2 separate regions of the Homo sapiens genome follow, and region 2 is linked to region 1. Evidence: chromatin loops called from intact Hi-C (ENCODE). Cell type or tissue: mammary epithelial cell. All regions are shown on one strand. Each heading gives the region's core, and the rest is flanking DNA. Links, peaks and the distances in the headings are about the cores only. Region 1 overlaps UTRN (utrophin). Region 2 overlaps UTRN (utrophin).

The links. Hi-C counts contacts between places; a loop is a spot of excess contacts. Peaks named below come from ENCODE experiments on the same cell type or tissue, not always from the same donor. Only the 100,000 strongest peaks of a DNase experiment are listed, where the experiment ranks them.
Region 2: it touches region 1 in a loop (4-fold over the local background); 3 of 110 quality-filtered maps call a loop at or near these places.

What each region holds. Positions count from the first base shown.
Region 1 is chr6:144,707,255-144,715,600 of GRCh38, forward strand. The region is part of intron 53 of UTRN (utrophin); the gene reads left to right. Among named protein-coding and RNA genes, the nearest start is that of SNORA98, 310 kb to the left of the region's middle. In mammary epithelial cell, for the core only: no CTCF peak of the experiment used is centred there; a DNase peak (open chromatin) is centred at 3,187; H3K27ac peaks cover 702 bases.
Region 2 is chr6:144,657,529-144,665,874 of GRCh38, forward strand. The region is part of intron 51 of UTRN (utrophin); the gene reads left to right. Among named protein-coding and RNA genes, the nearest start is that of SNORA98, 260 kb to the left of the region's middle. In mammary epithelial cell, for the core only: no CTCF peak of the experiment used is centred there; a DNase peak (open chromatin) is centred at 3,703; H3K27ac peaks cover 1,326 bases.

The sequences.
Region 1 (8,346 bases), core at 115-8,114:
AGTTGAGAATGTAAGGGTTAAAGTTGATGAAATAAATTAAATAGCCTTTAACATTATTAGAGAGAAAAAAACCTAATGGGTAACAATGGAGATTGAGATAGTTGACTTCTAGACCATCTCTGTTCCATACTTGCTGTATGATCAGGGAAGAAATCATGTCTCTTTATTTTGTTGTTTGGGAGAACACAGGAATAGCATAAAACCTAATAGCTTGGAAAAATCACTTAATCTCACTGGACTCAGTGAGGCTATTAATTGAAAGAATTGGTATAGATCAGTTGTTTTCAATTCTGGCTGCACTTTCCTAGGACATATAAAAGATATCAATGCTCAGTTATATTTACCCAGGCCAATTAAGCCAGTCTCTGGAGGATATGGGCTCAACCTATAGTGTAAATCAGAATCACCTGATGGGCTTGTTAAGCCACAGATTGGTAGGCCCCACTTTCAGAGCTTCTGATTCAGCAGGTTTTGGGTGGGGCCTGCAAATGTGCATTATCAAGTTCTCAGGTAATGTTATGCTATTAGTCTATTGACCACACTTTGAGAACTGCTGGACTAGGCATTTGTGTAAGAGTGAATGTGTGTGTGTGGTGTGTGTCCCCAGGTGACTTCTAATCTCAAAACTATTCGTATAGAAAATTTCAATAAGGTTCTTTTAAGTTCTAGGATACTCAGATTTTAATATAATAAGAGTTGTTAAACATCAAGATGGCTTATAAAAGGAGACCTATGGACAAATATCAACTTCTTGGTCAATTTTCATTAAAAACTCGTTTCTTAAAGCTTTTTACAGTATTTTTTTGAAAATTAACTTTTTTTTTTTTTAGCTGCATATATGGGTCTTCACTTCACTTTTCAGTAAAGATAACTTATTTGGTTATCAGTGTCTGATCATTTGATAAGACCAATGGAAGGTTTGGATAGTAGCCAGTTATTTTTGAATTGCTTGAAGAGAATCTTGTAAATTTGTAGTCCAGAGGTAATTCTGCGATTGCTTCAATACTTGGAATTGCAATAGAGTTGTAAGTACTGATTCTTTTACAAGACCATGTATAAACCAAGAAGTCTTCTGTATTTTCCAGTCCCAAAACTGAATCGATAAAAAAGAGTGCCATTTTTTAGATAAAGTGTTTAGAGGCTTTGCCTTTGGCCTCTCATATTTTCCTTTCTTCTCTAGAGGCTCTGACTCCTCGGGCCTCTGACTCCTCACGCCTTCATCCCCTCTGAGTTCTTCTAGGATCTAAGACACCAGAGAGGTCCTGGTATAGAAAAAAACACAGTCCCTGTTTACATGAAATTTACATTCAAGGGAGATCCTCTGCTTATCCTTAAACTTAGAGTTCCTGTTCTCTGTGTTTTGAGAAATCATTTCCCAAAAGGTTATGGCTGAGCTGTGAACTGCGCATTGTTATCCCAAATCTCAGGTTGTCTTTGCCCAGTCATCCACTTCTGTAACCCCAACTTTTCTCCCTTGGTGTTTTAGTCTGTCTTTTGCTGCTGTAACAGAATGTCAGGGACTGAGTCATTTATAAGGAAGAGAGATTTATTTGGCTCACACTTTTGGAGGCTGGGCTCACAGTTCCAGAGGCGGGGAAGTTCAAATCAAGGGCCTGTATCTGATGAGGGTCTTCCTGCTGTGTCATCCAATGGTGGAAAGCACAAAGGCAAGAGAGCGTTCATGACAGAGAGGAGATGGAAGCTGAACTTATCCTTTGAGCCCACTCCTGCTATAACTAACCCACTCCCACTGTGATAATGACATTAGTCCATTCATGAAGGTCAAACCCTCATGACCTAATCACCGCTTAAAGGCTGCTCCTCTTAATATCAGCACAGTGTCACTTAAATTTCATCTTGAGTTTTGGAGGGGACATTCAAACCATAGTACTTCGTTGCAATTCGGGCAAGCTTTTAGTTCATGTACCCATTTATTTCCAATCTCTTCTTTAAGGGAATACAGAACTCTTTTCAATTATAACATTATGATGTAGCTTTAAACAGAACATAAAATAACTTTTAAAACCAATTTTTTCAGATATGTTTTAGCTTACTGAAATAAAGTTGCTTCTCTTTTCATTTAGTCTTGTCTATTATTATAAATTCTGTTAGTATTTTTTCTGATCTCCTACTTTTTAGGTCTTTTCCTTTTTGTAATAAAGTTTAAAAATCTTTTTAGCTACAAAGAACTCTTGTCTTACAGCTCAAAAGTACATAATTAGAATCAATCAAGATCAACCCTCAGATGGCTTGATACTAATATTAGCCAAGGTTTTTTATTCCCTAAAAGTTCCCATAGAAAGAAAGGGACCTTGTACTTGATTTCTAATTCATTCTCTAATCTTAAGGTAATAGTTTGAATTACTTTATTTCAAGCAACACAATACTGATTAATTTGACGTAAACTCTCACTGCTAATTTAAGATGTCTAAAGAATATCAGATGGAATTTTGTGAAGAGACAAAGAACTTAACACTAATTTAATTATTCCAAAAGGTATGATCTCATAAATGCAAGTTTTGAATACCACTATATACAACCTTTATTTAGGGGTTGATTTATAGAAACTCATATATTCTGAGTCTTCTGATTCCGAACTATCTTTATATATTCTAGTCCTTTATATGTACATAAATGATTTAATGACTCCTTTTCAAAGTTACTCTTTGATAATAGTGGTGCCAATCATTTCATTCCCCATCCATCCACCCACCTATCCACACTATTCACCAAATGTCTTAATGTTAAAGTTGATGCTTCTGTACGAAGAGCAATAAGGTATAGCCTCTGCACCTCAGTGATATATTTTAATAATTCCTATTACTAAAAGCCCTGTGCTTGTGGTTTGTTGGCTGTATCCAGAGGGAATACTTTACATTTAAATGTTTAGGTGATGGCTCTGAGATTTCGCCTTAGAATAGGGATATAAAGCAATGCTTTAAAGCATCTCCTATGTTCAAACACCTAGCGGTTATAGATCAAATATAAAAAACAGAAAACCAAACATGGCATTGTGGGCTCCAAAACATGACAATCATTCTACAGGCCAGAAACAAAGCAGAAAAGCAAACTAGCTAGTGATGTTGATGCTGCTGGAAAAATGTAGCAGACCCTAGTGATGAGCAGGCAGGAAGCCCCATAGCAAAGACTCAGCTCAAAACCCTTCTCTTACACACAGAAATGAGTGATTCACAGATTGGCATCCTTTCCTTCCGTAGTGTAAATGCCCCAGGCACTGCTATTATGAAACTTCAGTGTATTGTTGATCCTTAATTAAATGTGCGTACTTTCTTGGGTGTTTTAATCAGTGTCTCAGAACATTGATATATTTTCAGCAACATCAATAATAAATACTTTGTTCAGTGCTTCAACAATACATAAACATTTGAGACCTGGGGCCTAGCACATAGTAAACACTCAGTAAAAGGTGGCTGATATCTTTTCCCATAATTGTTGGGAGTCTTTTCTGATAGTTTTGATCATTTTTATTTTGTTTAAAACTATATAGGCTACATGAGCAGTTTTAACTAAATAAAACTGTATTAATACCTGTTATTTACCACCTAGTATAACCCAACAGAACTAGCTTTCAATTACTATCTAGATTAACCCGTCAAATTAGACAAGGGTCACCTTATAGTCTTTGCAAGTATCAGTTTGGTAAACAGCACACTCATTATTTTTTTCGTGTAAGTACATGTTTAATTCCCTCAAATGTTAACATAAATTGCTACTTAAAAAATATGTAGTGTTTTAAGGACTGTTTTAAAATAAATGGATAGGCTAGGCACTGTGGCTCATACCTGTAATCCCAGCACTTTGGGAAGCCGAGGCGGGTGGATCACTTGAGGCCAGGAGTTCTAGATTAGGCTGGCCAACATGGTGAAACCTCATCTCTGCTAAAAATATAAAAATTAGGTGTGGTGGCGGGTGCCTATCATCTCAGCTACTTGTTGGAGACTGAGGCAGTAGAATCGCTTGAACCCAGGGGGCGGAGGTTGCAGTGAACCAAGATCACACCTCTGCACTCCAGCCTGGCAACAGATTGAGACTCCCGTCTCAAAACAAACAAACAAACAAAAAAAAAAAAGCAGCTTACTAATAAATAATAAAATAAATGGGTAAAGTTGAATCTTCCCATCTAATGACTTCAATCGAATTTTTAGAATCATTTTTGAAGTTTTGAAGAAGCTGAGGTCACTTATATGCAACTTCCCTTTCAAGAATGTGAGCTTATCATTCAGTCAACAATTACCTATAATGCACCTACAATGTATATAGTGTTTGTAATGTTATGGATTTACTCTAACCAAATGCTCTTGAGTGGATAAAATTGCAGATGCAGATTTTACTGTACAATTTGCACTTCATTTTCATAACAATGTAAATATTAAGTTATGTAGGAGCAATTATCAGAGCTCTAATACCCTTTCTCCAATAGAATGCATATTTGATGTTAGAAAAGCAAATCTAGAATAATTGAAAGTGCATGATTCAGGTATAATTTCTTGTTTGTGTGTTCTTTCCCTCAGGGCTACTCTGGCCTTTGCTTAACCCAGTTTATTTCCTATATTCAAGCTTTATTATATAAGACTCAGAACATATCTGGCCTTAAGCTGAATTGCCAAGAAACATTAGCAAACTTGCTCATTAAAATAACAAATTCTAACATTGTCTTTAAAACAACAACACCCTACTGTTAAATTTAGGCTGTGTGTGTGTGTGTGTCTGTGCACACGTAGGTGTGGTAGAATTTTTTTTCCCTACTAAAGTAATCGGAGACTCTGCCTGAAATTCTGTAATTTTGAGGTCTTGTTGTGTTAGAAGGTTGCCTACAGTGGGAAACTTGTCTTTTTCTGAAATTAAAAAAAATTATTTTCCAAGTTCCTCTCCAACCTTTGCCAGTCTGTGTTGACTTACTCCTTATTAAACGCTCAGCTCTTTAAGGCCCATTAGTCAAGCTGTTACTTGTGTGCAGGCCTGAAGCAGCAGTTCTGTCAGTGAGCCTGCACCTACCTGCAACACCCCATTTGGTTGTCTGCACCTGGACTTGTCTCCTAATCATAATATGTAATATTGCAACTTTACCCCAAAGGGCCATAGAATGTCCATGTTTAGAGGGAGAGGTGAGACAGCCTAATAGGTGTCACTCTCTGGTGGTAAAATTAAGAGTGGATCACAAATGTAGGCAAGAAACAGAGGCCTGTAAAACCAATGAACCCTTTTGCAAAACAATCATTTTACTGCCTCTGCACATATTTAGCCCAGAGATAATTTATTTTATCTAGCAGTTCATATATTCACTCAGGTTGAAACTTCTATATTGTACCTGATGTTTGCTGCATACTTTGCTAGGTGCCAAGCATGCATGAGTTTGTAAGACTATTTTTGCAATCATGGAGCTCACTTCACTCTCTAGCAGTGATGCAGGCTTGAAAACAAGTACTACAGTAGATATTAAAAGTGCTGTAATACAGGCATGGACACACAGCCAAGGAGACATGAATCACGATTATTTGTGCTTGGGAAGATTGGGAAAGGCTCCACAGAGCAAGATGCTTTTGAGCTGAAAGATGCCTTGGAATAAGTAAGAAATCACTAAAGGTGTTACCAAAATGCTTTAGGGAGAAAATCCTCCAAATTAGCCATGGCATGTTTTGGAGTATGCAGTAGAGTAAGGGGTGCTGCTTACCTCCTTTTGTGATGATACTTAGAATAAGACTGAAAGAAGAAAATACAAGTTCAGCACCTAATCCAGTGCCACATTAGAATAGGTACTAATTGAGGATCCCTTAGTGAAATATTTGGGACCAAAAGTATTTAGATTTCAGATTTTTTCATATTTTCGAATATTTGCATTACACTTACCAGGTGACCATCCCTAATCAGAAAATCTGAAATTCAAAATGCTCCTAAGAGCATTTCCTTTGAGTAACAATATTGACACTCAGAAATGTTTGGATTTTGGTGTATTTTAGATTTTGGATTAGAGATACTCAACCTGTATTGCATATATTAGCTGGATGAAGGAATACATTTATGTGTGCATGTATTTTAAAGAGTACAGGGGGCCGGGTGCAGTGGCTCATGCCTGTAATCTTAGCACTTTGGGAGGCTGATGTGAGTGGATCACCTGAGGTCAGGAGTTCAAGACCAGCCTGACCAACATGGTGAAACCCCATCTCTACTAAAAAAAAAAAATCAAAAAAATCAGCTGGGTGTGGTGGTGTATACCTGTAATCCCAGCTACTTGGGAGGCTGAGGCAGGAGAATCGCTTGAACCTGGGAGGTGGAGGTTGCAGTGAGCCAAGATCACAGCATTGTACTCCAGCCTGGGCAACAAGAGCGAAACTCTGTCTCAAAAAAAAAAATAAATAAATAAAAAGCAGGGTGCAGTGGCTCATGCCTGTAATCCCAGCACTTTGGGAGGCTGAGGTGGGTGGATCACCTGAGGTCAGGAATTCTAGACCAGCCTGACCAACATGGAGAAACCCCGTCTCTACTAAAAATACAAAATTTGTCAGGCATAGCGGCACATGCCTGTAATCCCAGCTACTCGGGAGGCTGAGGCAGGAGAATCGCTTGAACCCGGGAGGAGGAGGTTGCGGTGAGCCGAGATCGCGCCATTGCACTCCAGCCTGGGAAACAAGAGTGAAACTCTGTCTCAAAAAAAAAAAAAAAAAAGTACAGGGAAGGATACTATTTTATTACTATGAAAAGCAAAAGAATTTCTGTCTCATTTTTAACATTGATATTTGGTATTCTGATTCAGGCATTATTTTTTATGTCACTGGGGTGGAACCAAAATGAATTTTGTATATTAACTGCTCATTGAGGGATGTTAACCAAAACTTTCAAGGCACTATGTAGGAGATTTTTTTTTAAATTTTGTCTGCATACCAACGGAAAGTAAGCCTGTTTTCTGTCTCCTTTTTCATGTAGTTTTATTAGTGCTATCAAATTTAATGAGTGCTCTGCCCTTTTTTGCTGTCATTCTGTAATGACTTCAGATCCATATATGCTGATTTAGCTTTGAAAGCAAGTTGGGAAAAGAGTAAATTACATTCTAGCAGATTTGTCTCATGTTTGCATCATTTATTTTTTTCTGCTTATATTCTCCAGTAAGCAGTTAACTGCTTTTTTGAAACCAAAAGCTAAAGAAGCCTGCTGTACCAGCAATACCTCTATTTGTTATAATTCAGCTACCCTGCATTTAGGGCCAGCTTCTCAGGTGTCCCATGCAGTCACACAGGGCTCTGCTCTTACAAGGTTTCTGCACTTGGCTTAATGTTCTTCTGCTGCCATCTTGAGATTCTTAGTAATATTTGGACAAGGGGCCCTGTTACACTGAGGTCTGCAATCACATAGCCAGACCTGCTTGCATTGCGAAGAACATTAACATATATATTCTGACACATGTAACACAATATTGAATGCCTCTTAAAACTTGCTTCAAGCATCTTTCCATCTCCTTAGGTAAGGAAGCCATCCTGAGCCCCACTCTGAGTTACATGCCCCTTGTTGTAATTTGTGATGTCTCTGTTTGTTAGTGTTGGCTGAGCTTTGACTAGGGGTTCATTCCAAGACCTCACCTTTCCTGCTGACTTATTAACTGTTCCTCGGACTCTACTTGACTTCTAGAACACCGCACTCTCCTGATGTTTTTCTTACGTCACTGGTAGCTCTTTCTCAGTTTCCCTTCCTGGTTCTTCCTTCTCTCCCCTGTCTTCTAAAATTGGGATGTGTCACTTGTCAGGCCATGTCACCTTCTCTGTATTCACTCCTTCTTGGGTTTAAAAATGCCATCTATATGCCAAGCACTCCCAAAGATATATCCGTTTACATGTCATCTCTACTTGAGTGTGTAATAAACACCTCACAGTTAATATGACCAAACTGGCTTCCTGAATTGGCCCCTATAACATGTTCTACCCAGCGTTCTGCATTTCAGTTGGTAGGAATATTATTTCAGTTGCTTAGGTAACAAATAATAATCACCTTTAGTCCTGCCTTTCTCTCATTTTCAGTCTGTTAGGAAATCCTGTTGGTTCTCTGTTCAAAATATAGAATCTGAATCTACCACCTGTGACACTCCTCTGTCTCTGGAAGTATCAGTCCAGCAACCAGAGTGTTCCTATTAAAATAAATCAAACTCTGTAGGGGCTTCCTAACTTATTCAGAGGAAAAGCCACAGCTCTCGGAATGGTCTGCAAGGCCCTGCCTGATCTGACCTACCCCCTACTCACACCTTGCTCATTTCCTCTCTTGCTGTTTTTTCTCTGACACACTGGTTTCGGCCACACTGGTCCCTTGCTGAGCTTTCAGTCACAGTGCCAGCCTGTCTGC
Region 2 (8,346 bases), core at 29-8,028, 50 kb before region 1:
TTTGGGAAGAAGGCCTAATACAAAGGATACCCTTTCTTTTCCCTCATCTTTATGCCTTGTGTTTAACCTTGGGTGTGGATACAAGATATGTGGGACTCTAACAATAACATATCATTCTTGTCTTGTTATAAGAGCCCTTTAAACAGAAAGGGTCTACTTTAGAGAAAGACTATGGTATTCCCTGTTGTTCCACGGAGTTTTTGTTTAATTCACCCTTCTGATCTGTGCATGGGGGAATGGAATGGCGTGTTTGCACATGTCCCTGATCCCAGCCATCCAGCACCCTGGGTGGTAGCTGGAAGTTTGCCCAGCTGAGAAAGATTGTTCTTTTTCTCTCCCTTTTTTATTTATTTATTTTTTTGTGTGTGTGGTGGTGGTGATGGTGCTGGTGCTGGTGGTTTCTTTTGTCTTGTATTTATGTAAAAAGTTTATTTGCTGCTCTTGAAAGATCTCAGCATGTGGCCCCAGAGTCTTTACAGACCAGGTTCCCTGTGGCCACTTTCTCTGTAAGTTTCTTCACCACAGTTCTGATGGTTGGTCTTCATGCTGATGTCAGTGCTGTTTTGATCCAAACTGTAGATTATTTTTACCTGTGAATTTCTGAATAAGCATTAGATTAACACATTTGTTTTTGAAATCAAATGTGCGTTGAGGTGAAACACGTTCTGCTAGAAAGCTCATAAAGCCATTTTGCCCCTGGGGACATACAGGTTTTTATGAAAAAATAATGAAAATATTTTAAAAGCTTGTTAAAATTTGTATAGATGGGCATATGTAAAACACATGCTATTTAAATACTGATATGAAAATAAGTTAGGAATGAAATAGAAAGAAAAATGATTTGCAAATCCAAAAAATAATACCAACATTGTATACTGTTCCCTGATAGATTTTTAGTTTTTCTGGTTTTAAATGGAATCTCTTACGACCCATGATTAAATAAGTGCTAACGGTATTGATATTTAAGCAACTCATTAGCCCTTTAGGAGATGCATATTCTGATTTTAGGGGTTCCCCCCCCCACTTTGGTCTATGCCCTGATGCAAAAAAAGTAAACTTACTTATATTAAAATTTACATTATTCTACTTGTGGTAGTGTCACCATTATAAGCACTGCATCTTTATGATGAAACTCTGCCTACAACTAGAGAAACATGTTTCAAATGGACATTTCTGTTATACTTTATTGGTATACTGTATAGCTATGTAATGCAAAAGCAAAATCACATTTGCCTTGGAATGATATCCATAATATCACTACAAAGAATTTATAATTTGGATTGGAGTTTTTTTCTTTAAAGCGATGACACTTAAAACTTCCTGGAAGATGGTGTTTCTCTGAGTGCCAGTAGTAATTTAACATCAAAATGGAAGACACATTCAATGTAGTTATTACTCACATTTTGAGTACAGTAGTTTCTCTCATTAAGTTTTATGTCAGAAACAAGTAAATTCCCTATAAGAAAACAGTCTGAATGACTTTCAGCGGCATCAAAGAGATCGAAACACTTTAAAACTATTTTCTTCATCAGTTGCCTGCTAACACCTTTTTGAAAAATAAAATTAATCAACGCGTATTTCCTTTTGTGATTTGTATTGTTTTGTACATTCACTCCCTTTTCTTTTCATGGGTTGGCTCCCAACTGGAACATGGAACCTGTGATCCATTCAAGATTGAGACAATGTAAAAGATAGAGAACTGACTTTTGGGGCAGGCAGGCCTCCAGGAAGTGGGAGTGAGCTTTCACTTCAAACTGGGTGAGGGGTGGTGGAAAGGGAGGATGCTGATTAAAATAATAAACAACTGCTGGAAAGAGAAGTTGATTACCACACTGCTGTCAGATCAGCCAGGGGAGCTGCCAGAGCCCACTGAGGCTGCTCTCCCCTGCCACAAAGCCGGCAGAAGGGACTAGATTTGCTGCGAGAGCTTTTCTCTGGACAGACAGAACACCTTTTAAAACAAGTTTAGTTCTGTTGCATTGACAGCATCCCTTAGGCCAGGCTGACCTAGGGAAATGGACTGAAACTAGCTTGGTGGTTACCATAGCAACCCAGGCTGCTGGTGTCTGGGAGAGTGAGAACCGGTGGCCTCTTGTCCTGTGTTTTGGTGTTTCTTCAGCTAAGAGTACACTCCTCCTTCGAACTCTACATAAGTCATGCTCTTTGAAAACTGGCTCTTTACCCAGGATTTTTTTTTTTTCGTTCTGAAATCGGTCTGAATGGAGGAAGTTGGTAATACTTGGCTTTTTTTTTTTCTTCTCTCATGCAAGTTTCCAGGATATAGCTTCTTTTTTTGCTGTATGTAATTGAGACCAAACTCTAAGCTTGGGGCCCTGGAGAGAACAGTTGTGGCCTGCAGGTCATTAGTGAGGTGAGCAGAAGGGAATCCTGGACTTCCCAGAGAAAGAGGAGACCATGCCAGCCTCGTGGAACACAGCTACCAGGAAATACAGAAGCAGGTCTATTCCTTGCGAACTCCGAAGTCCATGAAAAAACGGACCCACAGTGGGGTGGCTAAAATGTCCCAGCGCAAGCTGCCGCTGCTGCTGATGGACCATAGCTCAAGGGCAAGGCTTGTAAAGGATTTTACAAAGGATTTTAAAGTATAGCCAGAAAAGATACGGTGTTTAGAAGTTAAACGCTGTTGTCTGAAGGAAGTTTGCCGGAAAGATGTAGGCTTCAAGGGCTACTGGACAATGATTGGTCTGAACTTCAACTTACGGGAACTGCTGACAAAATTTGAAAAGGTATGCAGAAAGCAAACTTCATGAATGTACTTTTTTCCTTTCTTTCTTGCCTTTTTTTTCACTATACATTTAGATAGATGCTCTATTGACTCTTTGGTGGTTTAGTATAATTTATAAGGAATATTCAATTTTGCTGTCTCCTTTAAAGATGTTTTTCAAGTAAAGGGCTAATTAGCAATTACTTCCTTTGGTCAGGAGGGCTTCTCATGATGCCTGTCACTTTTAGAATTCCACATCAGAAGAAACTCTTTGTACTCAAGTCAGCTGGTAATTTAACTGAAACTTCTTTGGAGAAAAAAAAAAGAAAATGAAAATAAAATAAAAATCCAGCAAAAAACACTGGGTATTGGTGCCAAAGTCTGACTTCGTAGGCATGGGTTCTGTTCTCCATACCCCTCAGGTTTATCTGTCCAGCCACTGCCTGCCGTGCACTGCCCTGTACAGCCCTCTGCCTGGGGACTCAGCTGTGGGTGGCAGAAGTCGCTTCACAGTGACAGTGGCACATCTGACCTCAGGCTTTTTATCTGAGCGTGTCTGTTTTAAACATGGAGTGCTTGCATGCACTGTGAAGCTTTAATGCTTGGATTATTAAATGTGCGTGTAGCTCTTTTTTCCATAGGAAGGCTCCTGGCACAATCTAGATGGAGTCTAGCCTGCCAAATACTACCTTACATTTATAGTTAAAACAGAAAACCTCCACATGCGTGTATGCGCTCCTGCCCTCTTTAGCCTTTGGATGCCAAACACCAATCTTCTTCCAATTTCCAGTCTTTAAAGAAAAAGAAAGGCAGAAAGGGGTGAAGTCCTCCCTCACTTGGTATGTAAGTCAATTATTAATATTTAAAAAGCTGTGCTCAGTGGCTTTCACCGTGAATGCCCCATGGATCATTGCAAGTACAAATACTGTAGAAGCGGGACTGGATTGAGTCATTAAAAGAATAATGGGCTTTTTCTTACAAACCACAATTGCCAGAGGGAAAAGATGCAACATCATGCCATCTGAAAAGTTTGGAAGCTTTTCCAAAACAATTGCAGTCACTGCTTGCCTTTTGATGATAGGAACGTTATGGTGGGATGAATGTGGAGAGAGAAGAATTTAGCTCTTTGCTCCCTCCTGGCTGCAGTTGCTTCTCCCAATCTCTCTCTGCACCTCTACTGTAATGTAAGGATTAGGCTTGTAACACAGGGCGGACTTCGACCTCTCGCTTTAATATGTGGTTAAGCATCTAAATTCCTGAGAGTAAAAGACGGTTCTCCCTCAGCTTGCTCTCCACTTAGAAGGGGCGGGGAAGGCAAGGAATATCTTCCTTATGGCAGCTGGTAACAGCAGGTGACAAACTTTATGACCATAAAGAGGTCTGTTAGCTTGTTTTGTATAGATTTGTCTGTTTCTTCCTTTAAAGGTATAGAGCATATGTTACATGAATAATTCATTACTTAGACCCCCTGAGAGGCAGTAATTGTGGGCAATAGCTGGACTTTTGTATTGTAATTGCTGCTATTAGTCTTAAAAGTCTAGGTCAGATACCAGGGGTTCCTAACCTGCCTCAGCTTCAAGCCATTTTATTGGCAGAGTTAGAAGTTCTGGTTATATTAGCATGTTTCCCCTTTTAACTCCCATGTCTTAGTATTTGTCTTATTCCTATTTTAGTAGTTGAATTGACAGTAGAAGATATCTACTGGCTTTTTCCTGTCAAAGGCTTGATTTGGGATTTTTATTATTATTATTATCTATTTATTTATTTATTTATTTTTGAGACAAAAGGCGAACTCAAAGAAACAGTCCTGATGTAATTCTCAGTCTGAAGTTCTCCATATATGTGTATTTTTGTGTTAGGCAGTTTTATAAAAACCTATGTGAAAGTTGATCTCTTTGGCCGTATTTTACTTCTAGGAAGTTGTCGTACATGAATGTATTCTTTCCAAAGTGTTAATAAAATCCTTTGCGTATTCTTACAAAATCTGTCTCATATATTGAGATGTTGCTTCATTGGTTTATTGGCAGGAAAACTGGAATTACGGAAAAGTATCAGTACCTCACACGTCTCAAATACAACTAACCACCTTCCCCCAACAAAGCAATAATGCCATTTCTAGGGAAAGACCAAGGCCTACTGCTATAATGCAGAAGCCACAGGATCCCTTCAGAAGCTGAGTAACAGCCATTCTACACGCAGAGGTAGAGTCCCTTTACCCTCAATTCTCAGTCCTGTCTCTTCCTCAGTATTAGTAACCTGTTTCTAGAGAGAATACTAGCCTTAACGATTTACCACTTTTCATATCAGCAGTTGTCATTGTTCAGTCTGAAGTTTAGGTGACCACAGTAGAAAGGGGATTTTGCTGTATTCCTGAAGGAATTTCAGGCTTTAAGAAAACGAGGGTCCACTGTTGGACTAGTAGACTCAAATCCTGATACGCTTAGTAGTTGAGGCCAACAGCTGAGCAGCAGGCCTTCCAATGGTGGCTAATCTGGAAAGTTATAGACTGGTCAGATCATTAAAATTCCCAGGTGAAAGCAGACCTTCAGCATAACTTTAAGACAGCAGTTTTTTTGTGAAGGTAAATTGAAAGGGATATTTTAGTTGATATTTTTGAATTTTGGAGACATCCAGTGGTTTTGTGATTTTTACTGGATATAAGAATGTTTGGCATGTTATACTCATATAAGAATGTTTGGCATGTGGTTGAGCACCTTGTCTCAGCATGTGTGATGCTGGGATTGTAGTTTCCCAGCACAGGCAGGATGGGCAATTTCTTACATTGGGTACTGATTTCTAGTCTTCTAGAACCAGAAAGGGCAAGGCTAGGAGTCTCTTGCAGGCAGGAAGTATTATGTTCCTACAAGATGACAGCTCATTACAGATTAGGAAGGCCCAATTGGAGGGAACCATGCCAACTCGAGTGGTACCTAAAGAGGAAGAACTTCTTACCAGGGGAGGATGACCCCATACCAAGATGTGCCTGCCAGCAAGCAGGTCCTAATCATCTAACAAAGTGATAAGGGATGAGAAGTTGTGGCCATGGGCTCAAGGGTGACTATGGGAAGAGTTCACATTCAAAGTTGACTAGTCCACCAACACACCTCTCTGAGATCCAGCCAATAGGTAGTTTTATTTGCCACGCTGATTTTAATTAATTTTTTTCCCTGAAAGTACTTCCTAAAGGAAGTATCTCATGACTTTAGGGACTATTAACATACTGTCATACTTAAGCCATTTGCATTGTGTACTGTATTTCTTTTGTTTAATAGTCACAGAGGATAGTGTAATGGCCAATTTTAGCTCAGTGACATTTTGAGTGACTGCTGCCTTTTATTAATTTATTCAGACCTGCTACTGAATGGTTAATGATAATCGTAGTTCTCTAAGGGATTTTTTGATGTATGTGTCTGCTGTGTGTGTGAGTGCCGTTCTCTTAGTACCATTCTCTTGGTGACTCCTTGGGCAAAGATGCTTCCTATCATAACAACACAGAGAGAAACCACTCAATGCTGAATTACTTTATGGCATTTACCTCCTTTCACATGACTCTATCTTTTATAATTACAATTTGAAGCTATATTGTATTGCTCAGTTTGCCATATCTCATTTTAAAACAAATGTGTCCTCAATAAGATATAGTAAACACATTTCAAAGTCTCCTCATTTATTCCCTACTTAGCAAATATTTGTGAAGTATGTACCAGGTGCTAGTCTAAGTGTATAGATGGAGAAGACATTGATCTTATGGCCGAATGGGAGGATACAGACAAGGACATTTTCAATGACAACTGCATAATTAAGCAAAAGTAGATGAAATTATAAGAGTAATGATAGCCCTAATCTCAGTACTTGTGAAGTCTCTCCTGGAGAAATTACATTTAAACTGAGACTTAACAGATGAGTTTAAGTTGAAAGAAGGAAATGAGATTATATACCAATGTGTGTGCATGTGTGTGGCCCATGGGTGGACTTGTGTCAGGGGAAGAAATTGGGAGCTTTCAGGGTAACAGGGACTGCTTTGACATGGGTCAGAAGTTGAGAAGCTGTGTGCCCCAGGCTTGTAGTTTTAAACATTTGAAATGCGATAATTTTTCTCTGGGTTTTCTGACCTGTTCAGTTTTGATTACACGATCTGATTTGTTTGTTCAGTTTTCATCACACTATCTGAGTTTGTTCCACTTAGTAATTTGACTGTTTTCTACTCTGTTGTCTTACTTTTTTTTTTTTTTTGGAGACATGGACTTGCTGTGTTGCTCAGGCTGACCTTGAACTCCTGGGCTCAAGCTATCCACCCACCTCGAGTCTTACCTATATTTATCATCACAGATAATAGGAAAAGAACATTATTAGCATCGATTTCTTAATTCAGAAATGCTGCTGTAGACCTGATGATACCACCTCTATTGTCAGTCAAAAATGTGATTCAATAGAGTGATTAAAATCTGTGAGATTAGCTGTTGGAAGAAAATTTATAGAATAATAATTAAAATCAATAAATTAATTGAATAATTAATGACAATTACTATCCCAGAAACCTCACAAACTGTTTCAAAACATATTTACATATGACATAACCTTTGAAGATGATGTTATTTGCCTATTCTATTATTATTTAAGTAATATATATATATATTTTTAAAATCATGATTCCTCATTTTCAAAACCTAAAGCTCTGGCAGTAATCCTGCTGAGCTCCTGATAATAATTCTGAAATCTAGTCTGACTTTTGAAAGGAATGGTGGATTTATTTTCCTCTAATGATTAACTTTGTTTAGTTAGGCTGAGCTTTGGGACATGATAGCGAAATTGTTCTAACCTCATTTCTTCTTCACCTTCAGGAAAGGGGTCAGAACTCCTTCAGAAAAAAACATCACTGTTGCCACATAAGGTTAAGTAAATAGTTGGTGCAAAAATAAACCAAAATTATTTTAACAAGACCAAAGAGGATGAATCTAGTCTAGCACCCATTTAGTTGTTGAAGACTTCCTGGTGGTACTGTTCTAAATCTCTGTTTCCTGTCAGAGATTTCAGACAGTTCTGTTTATTATAATGTGAGGAAATATTTTTGCTTACATATTTAAGCAAAATATGTTTTATTTTCATGATGTTTTATTGATTTGTTTTATAATGTATATCACATAATTTGTTTATAATGTTTTATAATCAAGCTACTACTTGTAGCTTTATAATCAAGTAGTAGCTTGACTGTGAAACATTATAAACAAGTTATTTGATATACATTATAAAGTGTTTACAGTTATATCTCTATGGGTTATATCATTAGAGAAATGCCCAGTTAAGGGCAAAACTTGTAGTCAAATACTAATTATTAAATAAGTAAAAAGTAAATAAATAAATGTTTTCCCGTATTTGTGAAGTTTATCTTGATCTGAATAGTGGGTGTTGTTTACAGAAAGACTAACCACTTATCAGTGAACCTCAGTGAGCTTTTGTAGCCATCTTCTGGAGGGCTGTTCTGAGGGTTTGCATCTTATGCTTTTGATGGTGTTTTATTTAGAGAAAAGTGTGTAGTCCTATTTTTCTAACTCCTGGCTTTTCTTAACCTTCTACATTATACTTACATTGTTTTAAAATACTTTTCAAGTGAATCCTTAGGA